Linked DNA regions of Homo sapiens: region 2 is linked to region 1. A link is an interaction called in ENCODE POLR2A ChIA-PET data of the cell type or tissue named here. Cell type or tissue: Panc1. All regions are shown on one strand. Links, peaks and the distances in the headings refer to the core of each region. The heading gives the core; the rest is flanking DNA. Region 1 holds the start of LOC124900245 (small nucleolar RNA SNORA40). Region 2 has its middle 3.4 kb from the start of OR2AE1.

The links. Peaks named below come from ENCODE experiments on the same cell type or tissue, not always from the same donor. Only the 100,000 strongest peaks of a DNase experiment are listed, where the experiment ranks them.
Region 2: POLR2A ChIA-PET joins it to region 1 with 14 read pairs; 2 of 35 experiments call an interaction of 5 or more read pairs at or near these places.

What each region holds. Positions count from the first base shown.
Region 1 is chr7:99,949,650-99,956,551 of GRCh38, reverse strand. LOC124900245 (small nucleolar RNA SNORA40) reads right to left here and starts at 4,519; the gene lies at 4,394-4,519. In Panc1, for the core only: no CTCF peak of the experiment used is centred there; no DNase peak of the experiment used is centred there.
Region 2 is chr7:99,877,312-99,883,632 of GRCh38, reverse strand. No RefSeq gene overlaps it. Among named protein-coding and RNA genes, the nearest start is that of OR2AE1, 3.4 kb to the right of the region's middle. In Panc1, for the core only: no CTCF peak of the experiment used is centred there; no DNase peak of the experiment used is centred there.

The sequences.
Region 1 (6,902 bases), core at 2,113-4,612:
CCCACTTGCTGTTTCATGCTGACCTGGTTAGAAACACTCTTTTTTTTTTTTTTTTGAGATGGAGTCTTGCTCTCTCACCCAGGCTGGAGTGCAGTGGCGTGATCTTGGCTTACTGGAACCTCCATCTTCTGGGTTCAAGTGATTCTCCTGCCTCAGCTTTGTGAGTAGCTGGGATTACAGGTGTCTGCCACCATGCCAAGCTAATTTTTGTATTTTTAGTAGAGATGGGGTTTCACCATGTTGGCCAGGCTGGTCTCAAACTCCTGACCTCAGGTGATCCACCAGCCTCAGCCTACAAAAGTGCTGGGATTACAGTAGTGACCGACCTCCCCTGGCAGAAACATTCTTTTGACCGCCTCTTGGCAAGCTCTTAGGTCTTCACATCTCTGATACATCATTCCCTACGGGGGTTTTTCTCTGGGTGACTCAGTGGCTCTGTGCCCCTCTCCCCAACCCTGACACCTGTCCAGGACTTCAGTTTTCTGAGGTTTCCTCCCCCTTGTCCACCCCACTCCTCTTTCCTGTTACAGATGAGGCCAGATCCCATTTTTAATGTTCTTTAGCCCTGACCTGCTCACACGAGCTTTTGGTTTCCTTATTGACCTAAGCTGTTGATTCTTTATCCTTTTATTTGTTGAGGGTGTCATCCTTTTTGAATTGAAAAATACAGTTGCTGTATTTTTCCCTCTTGATTGAGCTTTCTTCCCTGGGGCTCTATATGTTCAGATAGAACTTTTTGCCCCAGAAGAGGAAATGCGGATTTCATTAGTCTGAAGAAGTAATTTCTCAGCTTTGATTTCCAAGTTGAACCCAAAGCATTAAGAAAAAAAAAAAAAAGCGGGTGGTGGGGAAGGATAACTTCAAATTTAGGCTTTCCAAAAAGATGAGATGTTTGACTTAGAATTCTGAAGGCTGGGAATGATTTCCTTAAGGAGCCCAGCTTGGAGGATGGACTTTGGAATAATCCAGAGTGGGAGGCTGAGGACAGGATGTAAGGAAAGTTCTGTGCCACGGGAAGGAAAAGCACAGACACAGGCAGGTGAGGTTTCATGAGAAGGTCAAGGTGAGAGCTCTGCTGTGTCTTTTGCGGTTGAAACCTGTGCATGGCGGTTGGTGACTCATTTGAGGAAACTCACTCCCTGGGACTTGGAGGGGATCTGACAACCCCAGGGCCAATTCCTGTATCCTTGAGCTGTGCCCTGGAGAGCTGAGGGTTCTCAAACAAGCTCTGGATGTGTGAGCCAAGACCAACATGGTGTGGAGATGCGGAGCGGCTGGAGTGAAGGGCCGGGTCTCCCAGGAAGCCAAGGAGTGTGGGGAAACTGAGGCACAGAAGACGCTTGGGTTTGTGTAAAAGAGTTTTCAGGCCGGGCGCTGTGGCTCACGCCTGTAATCCCAGCACTTTGGGAGGCTGAGGTGGGTGGATCACCTGAGGTCAGGCGTTCAAGACCAGCCTGGCCAACATGGTGAACTAAACACACTAAACACACAAAACACACTAAAACACACAAAAATTTCTACTAAACACACAAAAATCAGCCGGGTGTGGTGGCGGGCGCCTGTAATCTCAGCTACTCAGGAGGCTGAGGCAGGAGAATTGCTTGAACCTGGGAGGCGGAGGTTGCAGTGAGCCGAGATTGCACCACCGCACTCCAGCCTGGGTGACACAGCAAGACTCCATCTCAAAAATAAATAAATAAATAAATAAATAAATAAATAAATAAATAAATAAATAGAGTTTGCAGAATTCTGAGTAGCTCTGTGCCCCATTGCTCCCCCTCCACATCTGGCCAAGACTTGGATCTTCTGAGGTTTCCTCCCCTTCTTCTACCCCTACCCATCTCTCCTGTCATGACGCCAGAGCTCACATTCAAATCTTCCTTTGCCCTGGCCTGCTCATGTTGCCCTTTGCTTTTTTTAAAAAAATTGAAATGTTCCTCCTGTCATGTGCTATTCTTTATTTGCTCAAAGTATTCGACATTACTGTGAAATGTCACTGGCTGGGCAATTTCCTCCTGAGCGCTTTGGCTTATCTTCTCTGACTAAATGGAATAAACCTGTTCAAATCAGTATTTTTACATATTGCTCATCCAATATTGTACAGGAAAAATACTAATATGGGGCCAGGTGTGGTGGCTCACGTCTGTAATCCTAGCACTTTGGGAGGCCAAGGCAGGCAGATTACGAGGTCAGGAGATCAAGACCATCCTGGCTAACATGGTGAAACCCTGACTCTACTAAAAGTACAAAAAAAAAAAAAAGGGAAAATACTAATATGGGGCTAGGCATGGTTGTTCATACCTGTAATGCCAGTGCTTTGGAAGGCTGAAGTGGGAGGATCACTTGAGTCCAGGAGTTCGAGACCAGCTGGGCAACATATTGAGACCCCTGTCTCTACGAAAACCAAAAAAAAAAAAAAAAAAAAAATGAGCCAGGCATAGTGGTGCATGCCTGTAGTCCTTGCTACCGAGTAGGCTAAGGAGGAAGGATTGCTTGAGCTCAGGAGTTCGAGGCTGCAGTGAGCTATGATTTCGCCACTGCACTCCAGCCTGCAATGGCCTGAATTTCCTGTTCAGATCTTTTATGAACCAAATACTACACAACTGTAGTCATGATCTTCTTGGCTGGAGAGAGGCTGGCTGTCACCCAGGGCCACAGGGTGATTAGGTAGAATGAAAAGAGAGTCACCAACTCAAGACAGTAGCACAGTGTCCTTGTGGTTTTGGCTGGTGTAGTCTAAAATCTGAATTATGCAAAGTGTATTTGATCTTGCATCACATCAGGAAAAAGCCCAGTAATCTATTTCATCATGGGGTGTGGAGAAGTTGCTGGAACCATTTCTAGACACAGATTTTGGTTCTCCAGAGGCCAGCAAGTTAGCTTCACTAAGCTTCGGGGCCCACAGTGGGAAGAGATGTCCTGCTGAGGCTCAGCGTTGACTTCACTCTTGTGGAGCAAAGCTGTAGGAACTAAGGGCTTTATGCTAATTAAAAGATGAGGCCAGGTGCAGTGGCTCATACCTGTAATGGGGTCTTGCTATATTGCCCAGGCTGGTCTCGAACTCCTGGGTTCAAGCCATCCTCCCACCTCAGCCTCCTGAATCACTGGGATTAAAAGTGTGAGCCACTGTGCCCAGCCTCCCTTTTAATAGAACTGGTGCTTAATCCACAGCTCTCCTGTCAGCCCACAGTTCTTGAATTTTGGCCTCTTTTATGTCCACATGAATGTAAATATACTTCAGAATTTCCACCCAGAATCTTTGGAATCTAATTTCTTCAATCATTTTACTTTAGAGTCATTTTTAGGGTAAGTGAATCTGCCTGGTTTTCAACTTGACACCCTCTCTAAACGTGAATGAGTTCAAATCATATTCGTTCCTGAGGAATCACACTCAAGCATAGTACAAATCTGTGGGATATGCCATTACAACTCTAGGAATCATGTTCTCAAGGTAAAAGCCTTTAAGAAAAGCTGTCTTGACATATCATGTAAGCATGACAATGGAATACTAAACCAACATAGCTGAGATTTTCCTTATGTCCTATGCTTTTAAATGATCAACCCTACAGTCCTGGAACCAACCTTTATGGTTATCAATACCTCCATTATTTTAAACTATCTCAGGTATCATATTCCTTCTTTTTTTTTTTTTTTTGAGACGGAGCCTCTCACTGTCACCCAGGCTGGAGTGCAGTGGCGCAATCTCGGCTCATTGCAAGCTCCACCTCCAATGGAATACTAAATCAACATAGCTGAGATTTTCCTTATGTCCTATGCTTTTAAATGATCAACCCTACAGTCCTGGAACCAACCTTTATGGTTATCAATACCTCCATTATTTTAAACTATCTCAGGTATCATATTCCTTCTTTTTTTTTTTTTTTTTGAGACGGAGCCTCTCACTGTCACCCAGGCTGGAGTGCAGGGGCGCAATCTCGGCTCATTGCAAGCTCCACCTCCAATGGAATACTAAATCAACATAGCTGAGATTTTCCTTATGTCCTATGCTTTTAAATGATCAACCCTACAGTCCTGGAACCAACCTTTATGGTTATCAATACCTCCATTATTTTAAACTATCTCAGGTATCATATTCCTTCTTTTTTTTTTTTTTTTGAGACGGAGCCTCTCACTGTCACCCAGGCTGGAGTGCAGTGGCGCAATCTCGGCTCATTGCAAGCTCCACCTCCTGGGTTCACGCCATTCTCCTGCCTCAGCCTCCCGAGTAGCTGGGACTACAGGCACCCGCCACGACCCCCGGCTAATTTTTTGTATTTTTAGTAGTGCCGGGGTTTCACCATGTTAACCAGGATGGTCTCGATCTCCTGACCTCGTGATCCACCCGCCTCGGCCTCCCAAAGTGCTAGGTTTACAGGTGTGAGCCACCATGCCTAGCTTTCCTTCTTATATGTATCAAAACTCATACTGAAAAATGAGTTCTGGGTTACAAAAGAGGGTTTATTTTTTGCACCTGCCTTTGAATCAGTCCTTAAGCTTAACCTTTAACTTCCAAGGAACTACTTTTTTTTTTTTTTTTTTTTAGATAGAGTCTCGCTCTGTCACCCAGGCTGGAGTGCAATGATGCAATCTCGGCTCACTGCAACCTTCGTCTCTTGGGTTCAAGTGATTCTCCTGTCTCAGCCTCCTGAGTAGCTGGGATTGCAGGCATGTGCCACCATGCCCTGCTAACTTTTGTATTTTTTGTAGAGACAGGGTTTCTCCATGCTGGTCAGGCTGGTCACGAACTCCTGACCTCAGGTGATCCACCTGCCTCAGCCTCCCAAAGTGCTGGGATTACAGGCATGAGCCACCGTGCCAGGCCCCATCCCTGGTTATTCTTATTCAGTAAAATTTGCAACCTCCTAGGAAGAAAGGATTTTGAAAACAAAACTCTTTTTTAAAACTTTTATTTTAGGTTTGGGGGTACGTGTGAAGATTTGTTACATAGGTAAACATGTGTCATCGTGGTTTGTTGTATATATTATTTCATCACCCAGGTATTAAGCCCAGTACCCAACAGTTGTCTTTTCTGCTCCTCTCCCTCCTCCCACCCTCAAGCAGACCCCAGTGTCTGTTGTTTCCTTCTTTGTGTTCATAAGTTCTCATCATTTAGCTCCCACTTATAAGTGAGAACGTGTGGTATTTGGTGTTCTGTTGCTGCATTAGTTTGCTAAGGATTATAGACTCCAGCTTCATCCATATTCCCTCAAAAGACATGATCTTGTTCTTTTTTATGGCTGCATAATATTTCATGGTGTATATGTACCACAGTTTCTTTAGCCAATCTGTCACTGATGGGCATTTAAGTTGGTTCCATGTCTTCACTGTTGGGAGCAAGCCCCCCAAAATCTGGCCATAATCTGGCCCCAAGACTGGTCATAAACAAAATCTCTGCAGCACTGTAACATGTTCATAATGGCCCTAACGCCCAAGCTGGAAGGTTGTGGGTTTACAGGAATGAAGGAATGAGGGCAAGGAACACTTGGCCTGCCCAGGGCGGAAAACCGCTTAAACGCATTCTCAAGCTGCAAACAATAGCATGAGCGATCTGTGTCTTAAGGACGTGTTCCTGCTGCAGTTAACTAGCCCAACCTATTCCTTTAATTTGGCCCATCCCTTTGTTTCTCATAATGGATACTTTTAGTTAATTTAATATCTACAGAAACAATGATAATAACTGGTTTGCTGTTACTAAATATGTGGGTAAATCTCTGTTTGGGGCTCTCAGTTCTGAAGGCTGTGAGACCCCTGATTTCCCACTTCACACCTCTATATTTCTGTGTGTGCATCTTTAACTCCTCTAGCGCCGCTGGGTTAGGGTCTCCCCAACCGAGCTGGTCTCGGCACTTCAGTATTGTAAATAGTGCTGCAATGAACACTCATGTGGATGTGTCTTTGTTTTTTTTTTTTTTGGAGACGGAGTCTAGCTCTGTCACCCGGGCTGGAGTACAGTGGTGCAATCTTGGCTCACTACAACCTCTGCCACCTGGGTTTAAATGATTCTCCTGCCTGGGCCTCCTGAGTAGCTGGGATTACAGGTGTGAGCCACTGTGCCCAGCTAACTTTTGTATTTTTAGTAGAGCCCAGGGTTTCATCATGTTGGCCAGGCTGGTCTTGAACTCCTGACCTCAGGTGATCTGCCTGCCTTGGCATCCCAAAGTGCTGGGATTACAGGCATGAGCTACCACGCCTGGCCCATGTGTCTTTATGGTAGAATGCTTTATGTTCCTCTGGGTATATACTCAGTAATGGGATTGCTGGGTCGAATGGTAGTTCTGCTTTTAGCTCTTTGAGGAATCGCCATATTGCTTCCCACAATGATTGAACTAATTTACATTCCCAGCAACAATGTGAAAATGTTCCCTTTTCTCTGCAACCTTGCCAGCATCTGTCATTTTTTGACTTTTTAATAATAGCCATTCTGACTGGTATGAGATGGTATCTCATTGTGGTTTTGATTTGCATTTCCCTAATGACCAGTGATGTTGAGTTTTTTCATATGTCTGTTGGCCGCCTGTATGTCTTCTTTTGGGAACTGTCTGTTCCTCTCCTTTGCCCACTTTTTCATGGGGTTGTTTGTTTTTCTCTCATAAATTTGTTTAAGTTCCTTATAGATGCTAGCTATTAGACCTTTGTCAGATGCACAGTTTGCAAATAAAACAAAACTCTTAATGTCTTCACTTGCCAGATATTTGTGCTTAGGTTGGTGTTTGAGTCTTAGGAGTAATATCATGTTTTGCCACAAGAAGGAGCCTATGAGTGGGCTGGAAGAGAAAAATCAGATTTGCAGCCGCTGAAGTCAGTAAACAGTTTCTTTGGATATATTGTAAATAGTAAGAGAACCAGACATGACATTCATAAGTATTCCAAAACCAAGTAAAATTATTTTAAAGCTCTAACGT
Region 2 (6,321 bases), core at 3,609-6,108, 74 kb after region 1:
TGTAAATGGCACACCTGGTCCAACCAATCCCATGGGCCCTATGAAAATCAGACACTGCCTTTCTAAGCCCCTCTATAAAGTCAACTGCATCTCACCCCAAACCTGGAAACCCACTTTGGTTCCCTTCCTCTGCATGAGGAAGCTCTGTCTTCTTTCTTTCACTTTAATTAAAGTTCTGCTCTTAAACCCACTCCTTGTATGTGTCCTCATATTTGATTTCCTTAGCACAAGACAACGAACCTTGGGTATTTCCCCAGACAAATGATGTCGCTTCAGTATTGGCATAAAAACAGACAGATAGACAAACAGAACAGAATAGGCAGTGCAGAAATAAACCCATGCATATACAGTCAGCTTATCTTCAACAAGTGTGCCAAGAATGCACAATAAAGACAGGATAGTCTCTTTTCCATCCTGGCCAACGTGGTGAAACCCCGTCTCTACTAAAAATACAAAAATTATCTGGGCATGTCGGCATGTGCCTGTAATCCCAGCTACTTGGAAGGCTGAGGCAGGAGAATTGCTTGAACCTGGGAGGCAGAGGTTGCAGTGAGCCGAGATCACGCCATTGCACTCCAGCCTGGCAAAACAGTGAGACTCCGTCTCAAAAAAAAAAAAAGAAAAGATAGTCTCTTTAATAACTGGTTTTGGGAAAACTGGATATCCGCATGCAAACAAAGAAATTAAACCCCTCTCTTACACCATACACAAAAATCAGCATAAAATGAATTAAAGACCAAAATGTAAGACCTGAAACCATAAAACTCCTAGAGGAAAACATAAGGGAAAAGCTTCTTGACATTAGCCTTTATAATGATTTCTTGGGTATGACACCAAAAGAAGGCAACAAAAGCAAAAACGGGCAAGTGGGAAGACATCAAACTCAAAAGCTTCTGCACAGCAAAGAAACGATAAAAAATAAAAATAAAAAGCCCACCTATTGAATGAGAGAAATTATTTGCAATCTGTATTAGGTTATTCCTCCATTGCTATAAGAAGTACCCAAGGCTGGGTAATGTATAAAGAAAAGAGGTTTAATTGGCTCATGGTTCTGCAGGCTGTACAGGAAGCCTGGTGCTTGTGTCCGATGATCTTCTTGGGAGGCCTCAGGGAGCTTTTACTCACCGTAGAAGGCAAAGTGAGAGCAGGTAGGTCACATGGAGAAAGCAGGAGTGAGAGAGAGTTGGGGAGAGTGCTACACAATTTTAAACAACCAGCGAATATCAGTGAAGCAAAACATTTTAGGATTTGAGTTGAGATGGAGAAACAAAGAAGAGGTCAACATATCCCTATAATGGAAAGGAAGGGCAGGGTATGAGAATGATATCGGAGTGCATAAGAAGGAGAGGTAGGGTTATGCCATTTTTTCCTTTTCCCTCTGTGTCTGAAATCTTTTTCTTTCTTTCTTTCTTTTTTTTTTTTGGAGATGAAGTTTTACTCTGTCACCCAGGCTGGAGTGCTGTGGTGCGATCTCAGCTCACTGCAACCTACACCTCTCGGGTTCAAGTGATTCTCCTGCCTCAGTCTCCCGAGTAGTTTGGACTACAGATGTGTGCCACCATGCCTGGCTAATTTTTGTATTTTTAGTACAGACAGGGTTCTGCCATGTTGGCCAGGCTGGTCTCAGACTTCTGACCTCAAGTAATCCACCTGCCTCCATCTCCCAAAGTGCTGGGATTAAAGGTGTGAGCCACCGCACTCGACCTGAAATCTCTTGACATGTTATATTCATGTAGTCTATGAAATTGGAGTACGATCAACAGCTAGGATGGGAACTGCCTGCCTCTATTCCTTGACTTCTTTCCTATGATATGGCACATGGAAACCCTCAAAAGGGTCCTGTGGGCAAAAGAGACTAGATATTATTACTCAGACTGTCTTCTCAAAAGGGTTGCGTGGAAAGGCGTTACAGAAATCTGGGTTCCCAAGTGAAAAACAATCAAGGGACTCTAAGAATTTTTTATCTCCACAGTTAATTGGCCCCTGAGGAGAATATTCTCCTGTTATCTTCAGGCTCACTCCGCAAAATATCTCATTCTCCTGATCACTTGGAACAAACTCCAAGTAAAGCCCTTTGGGGATGCTTATCTCAGTGCATACAGCACAGTCTAATTGACATCTTGAGTAATGGTCTCCAGAAGCCATGCAAGATGTGTCCTCTGGGATGGAATCCCTGACGCCATTCTATTTAGTGTCCACAATTTGCTTCAGCTGACATAGGTCCTCTGGGTTAGGGGGATGTTTTATTTCTCCCAGATGATGTCTGTTTTTTCTTATGATTGGCTCACATCAGACCAAGAATGTTCTTACTCTAACCCCCATGATTACTATTGAGAAGACATTTATGCAGTCAGAAAAGTGCTTCCTGACTGCATCAGCCAAATTCATATTTTATTAAGTAGGGAAGGAAGTGTAAAGCTAAGAAGAGAGTGCCTTGAGAGATCCAAAACAATGGAAAACCATAACAGATTTTCTTTTGACTCTGGGCACATTCATGATTAAACTGGTATTCAGTTTACCTTCTTAATAAAGTAATATTAATGGAAATTCCTATTGCCCAAGCTCCGATATTGGAATGGAGGGTTGTCTCAAATATACATATAGAGCCAGAGGAAGCATATGTGTGATTCAAAGGTCCAACTAGTAGAGGCTAAAGTTCAGTTACTTAATCTGTCCTGATGTGTGTTGATGGAGCTCACAATATGAACACACATGTGTCCCATTGGTCCTGGTGATATTCTGCCATTAGGGTAATTAGTGCAAACAACAATGCCTGCGTTGGGGCAATTTCTTCTATGCCGTTCCACAGTAAATGTAACGTAAATGGAAATTTCCAGGCTTAGGGAAGGAAGTCTGGTGAGCACCTCAGAAAAGGCTTGTTTTGATCAACAGTAGCCAACAGGTGGGTCAGTGTGGACCTCTCTTGCCCTCTGCATTTCATTTCTATGCTTTGTCTTCCTACGAGTCTCTGCAGGGAAATAACAGGTAAGATAATATTAGGGCTTGAGGTATTTAGGAAACCTTTATTATAAATTAGGGCATTGTCAGCTTATCCCTTAAGTCAATCCATAAGGAAAGCTTCCTTGGAAGGCAGAGAAAAAAAAAAGTCACTTGAAGGCCACAAATCAGAATGGGAAATTATTAGCAAAGTTGCTGAAGGGAGGAAGAGAGACACAGGTCAGATGGTGAAAAACTTACACCATGGAGATTTGTAGAGAAAGATGGACACTAATGTGGAAAGTGATAGAGAAGTATATGGATACTTAAATAAAAGGGAAGTGTGTGGAGATCTCTAATGGGTTGGAGTGATCAGGAGGAGCATGGGAGAAGTTGAGCTTCTAGTCCACCAGAAGCTGAGTGTGAAATAACAGTGTGAAGTGACAGCCAGAAAGATGAGACTGTAGACTGCATTAGGAGAGAGACAGTAATAGATGTGACTTTTTTTTTTTTTTTTGAGACAGAATTTTGCTCTTGTTGCTCAAGGTGGAGTGCAATGGTGTGATCTCGGCTCACTGCATCATCTGCCTCCTGGGTTCTAGCGATTCTCCTGCCTCAGCCTCTGGAGTAGCTGGGATTACAGGCATGCGCCACCACGCCCGGCTAATTTTGTATTTTCAGTAGAGACGGGGTTTCTACATGTTGGTCAGGCTGGTCTCGAACTCCTGACCTCAGGTGATCCACTTGTCGTGGCCTCCCAAAGTGCCAGGATTACAGGCATGAGCGACCGCGCCCGGCCAGATGTGACCTCTTTCTTACTGATCAAATGCTTGGGAGAATGCATTCAGTTCTGAGTTCTTTGCTTTAAGAAGTAAATAGATAATCGTCACCGCATGAAGGTCTAGAAAGACATTTAGGAGAAAAAACACAAAAAAGAATAGGGTGGATATTTGAGGAATCAATTAAGATTACTTTTTTTTTTTGAGACAGAGTCTTGCCCTGTCGCCCAGGCTAGAGTGCAGTGGCACAATCTTGGCTCACTGCAAACTCCACCTCCCGGGTTCAAGGGATTCTAATGCCTCAGCCCCTCGAGTAGCTGCAATTACAGGTATGTGCCACCAAGCCTGGCTAATTTTTGTATTTTTAGTAGAGACAGGGTTTCACTATGTTGGCCAGGCTGGTCTCAAAGTCCTGACCTCAGGTGATCTGCCTGCCTTGGCCTCCCAAAGTGCTGGGATTACAGACCTGAGCCACTGTCCCCTGCCTGAAATTAACAATTATTAATACATCTTATGTTAGATACGGGGGATGACAGAGGAGAAGAAAACAAATATTCAGTACACATACACACACACACAGAATAAATGCCCATAACTATTACAGTTTTTGTTTCTGTAGCTGCTCACATGGTTTTTGGCTGGTATTTATAACGACTTGCTTTCACTACCCATTCCAATTCTCTTTGTCTACAGTTATTCATGACTCTTTGCCTGGTGGGGTAACCCAAACCTTTATTCCTGAAGCATCTGGGCCACTAGCAGTCTTGTCTGAATTGGGTTGTAGTTTTCTATTGGCTTACATCATGAGACATGAGAGTACACCCTAGAAAATCTGACTGCAGACATAATTCTCCATATCCTCACTGTATAGTAGTGACTGAATTTCCCATTGCTAGTCAGAATCAGTCTTACTAGCCAATAGAGTAACCTTATTTGCCTATTGATTCAGTTCTATGAGGAGCCCCAAGTGGCATGGTGGCAGTCTTAACTATCAGAAAATGGGATTATTGTTGTGACACCTGGTAGAAGAATTTCTCCCTTTGGAACTAAGACCTCTAAAACAGCAAAAGCTAAAAGTGAAGGGATAGAAAACTAAAATTGTGCTGGTGGGTCACAGTTATGGGGGCTATAGTGAGAGGACTCATTCTCTCTTCTACCTGGTGATTTCTGGTTCCATGAATCTTGCTATGGGAGGAAGAGCAGCATAAATTGGATGCAGATTTAGAGTATATTTCACATCCTAGAGGACACTGCCCCAGCACCAAAACGTGTTGCCAACCAGATGGTCTTCAAAAGGCCTTCCCTTGGATTCTCCTTTAGTTTTTCTGACTTCTGGGTCAGGTGTGTGCATTCTTTTTTTTTTTTATTTTTTTTTTTTTATTTTTTTTTTTAAGACGGAGTCTCGCTCTGTTGCCCAGGCTGGAGTGCAGTGATGCGATCTCCACTCACTGCAAGCTCCGCTTCCTGGGTTCACACCATTCTCTTGCCTCAGCCTCCCGAGTAGCTGGGACTACAGGCGCCCGCCACCACGCCCGGCAAATTTTTTGTATTTTTAGTAGAGACGGGGTTTCACCGTGTTAGCCAGGATGGTCTCCATCTCCTGACCTCGTGATCCACCTGCCTCGGCCTCCCAAAGTGCTGGGATTACAGGCGTGAGCCGCCGCGCCCGGCCAGGTGTGTGCATTTTTAATCTGGCCATTAAGAAGCGCCCCAGCGGCCGGGTGCGGTGGTTCACGCCTGTAATCCCAGCACTTTGGGAGGCCGAGGCGGGGGGATCACGAGGTCAGGAGATGGAGACCATCCTGTCGAACACGGTGAAATCCCCGTCTCTACTAAAAATACAAAAAATTAGCCGGGTGTGGTGGCAGGCGCCTGTAGTCCCAGCTACTACGGAGGCTGAGGCAAGAGAATGGCATGAACCCGGGAGGCGGAGCTTGCAGTGAGACGAGATCGGGCCACAGCATTCCAGCCTGGGCGACAGAGCAAGACTCCAACTCAAAAAAAAAAAAAAAAAAAAAAAGAGGCGCCCCAGCTTCTGCAGGATATCCACACCGCCAATTTCAGAGACAACAAGAACTGACATGGGTTTCAGTCTGCCTTTGTGGGATTGCAGCTCATGCTTGTGGGTTCCAGCATGACTTTGATCTGCCACTCTTTATATCCATTTTTTTTTTCCTGACTACTTGCCCTCTGGAATTAAAGTTCCAGCATCAGACACAAAGGTAACAGCCACGCATAGATTGCCTAACCAGCTTCCACAATTGTATAAGAGAAATCTCTTAGTGTTATAGCTTTTCTAGTAAAATCCTCACTGATAAAATAAGCAACGCCCCCAAGCTTTTCTCCAAACTGTCTCTCTGTGTGTGTCTGTATAGAGAGAGAGAGCTTAAAAATCTGCCTTCACAAACATGATCACTCTGAAATCTCAGAATATCTAGACTCCATTAAGTATCAAACTTCAAGTCTCTTCTCATTAAGAAAGACAAATGTGTGTGTGTGTGTGTGTGTGTATACATATGTGTGTTTTGGAAGCCTAGGAAGTAAATGGGGAATAAATATATACACACATACATATACATACACACACACACACACACACATATAT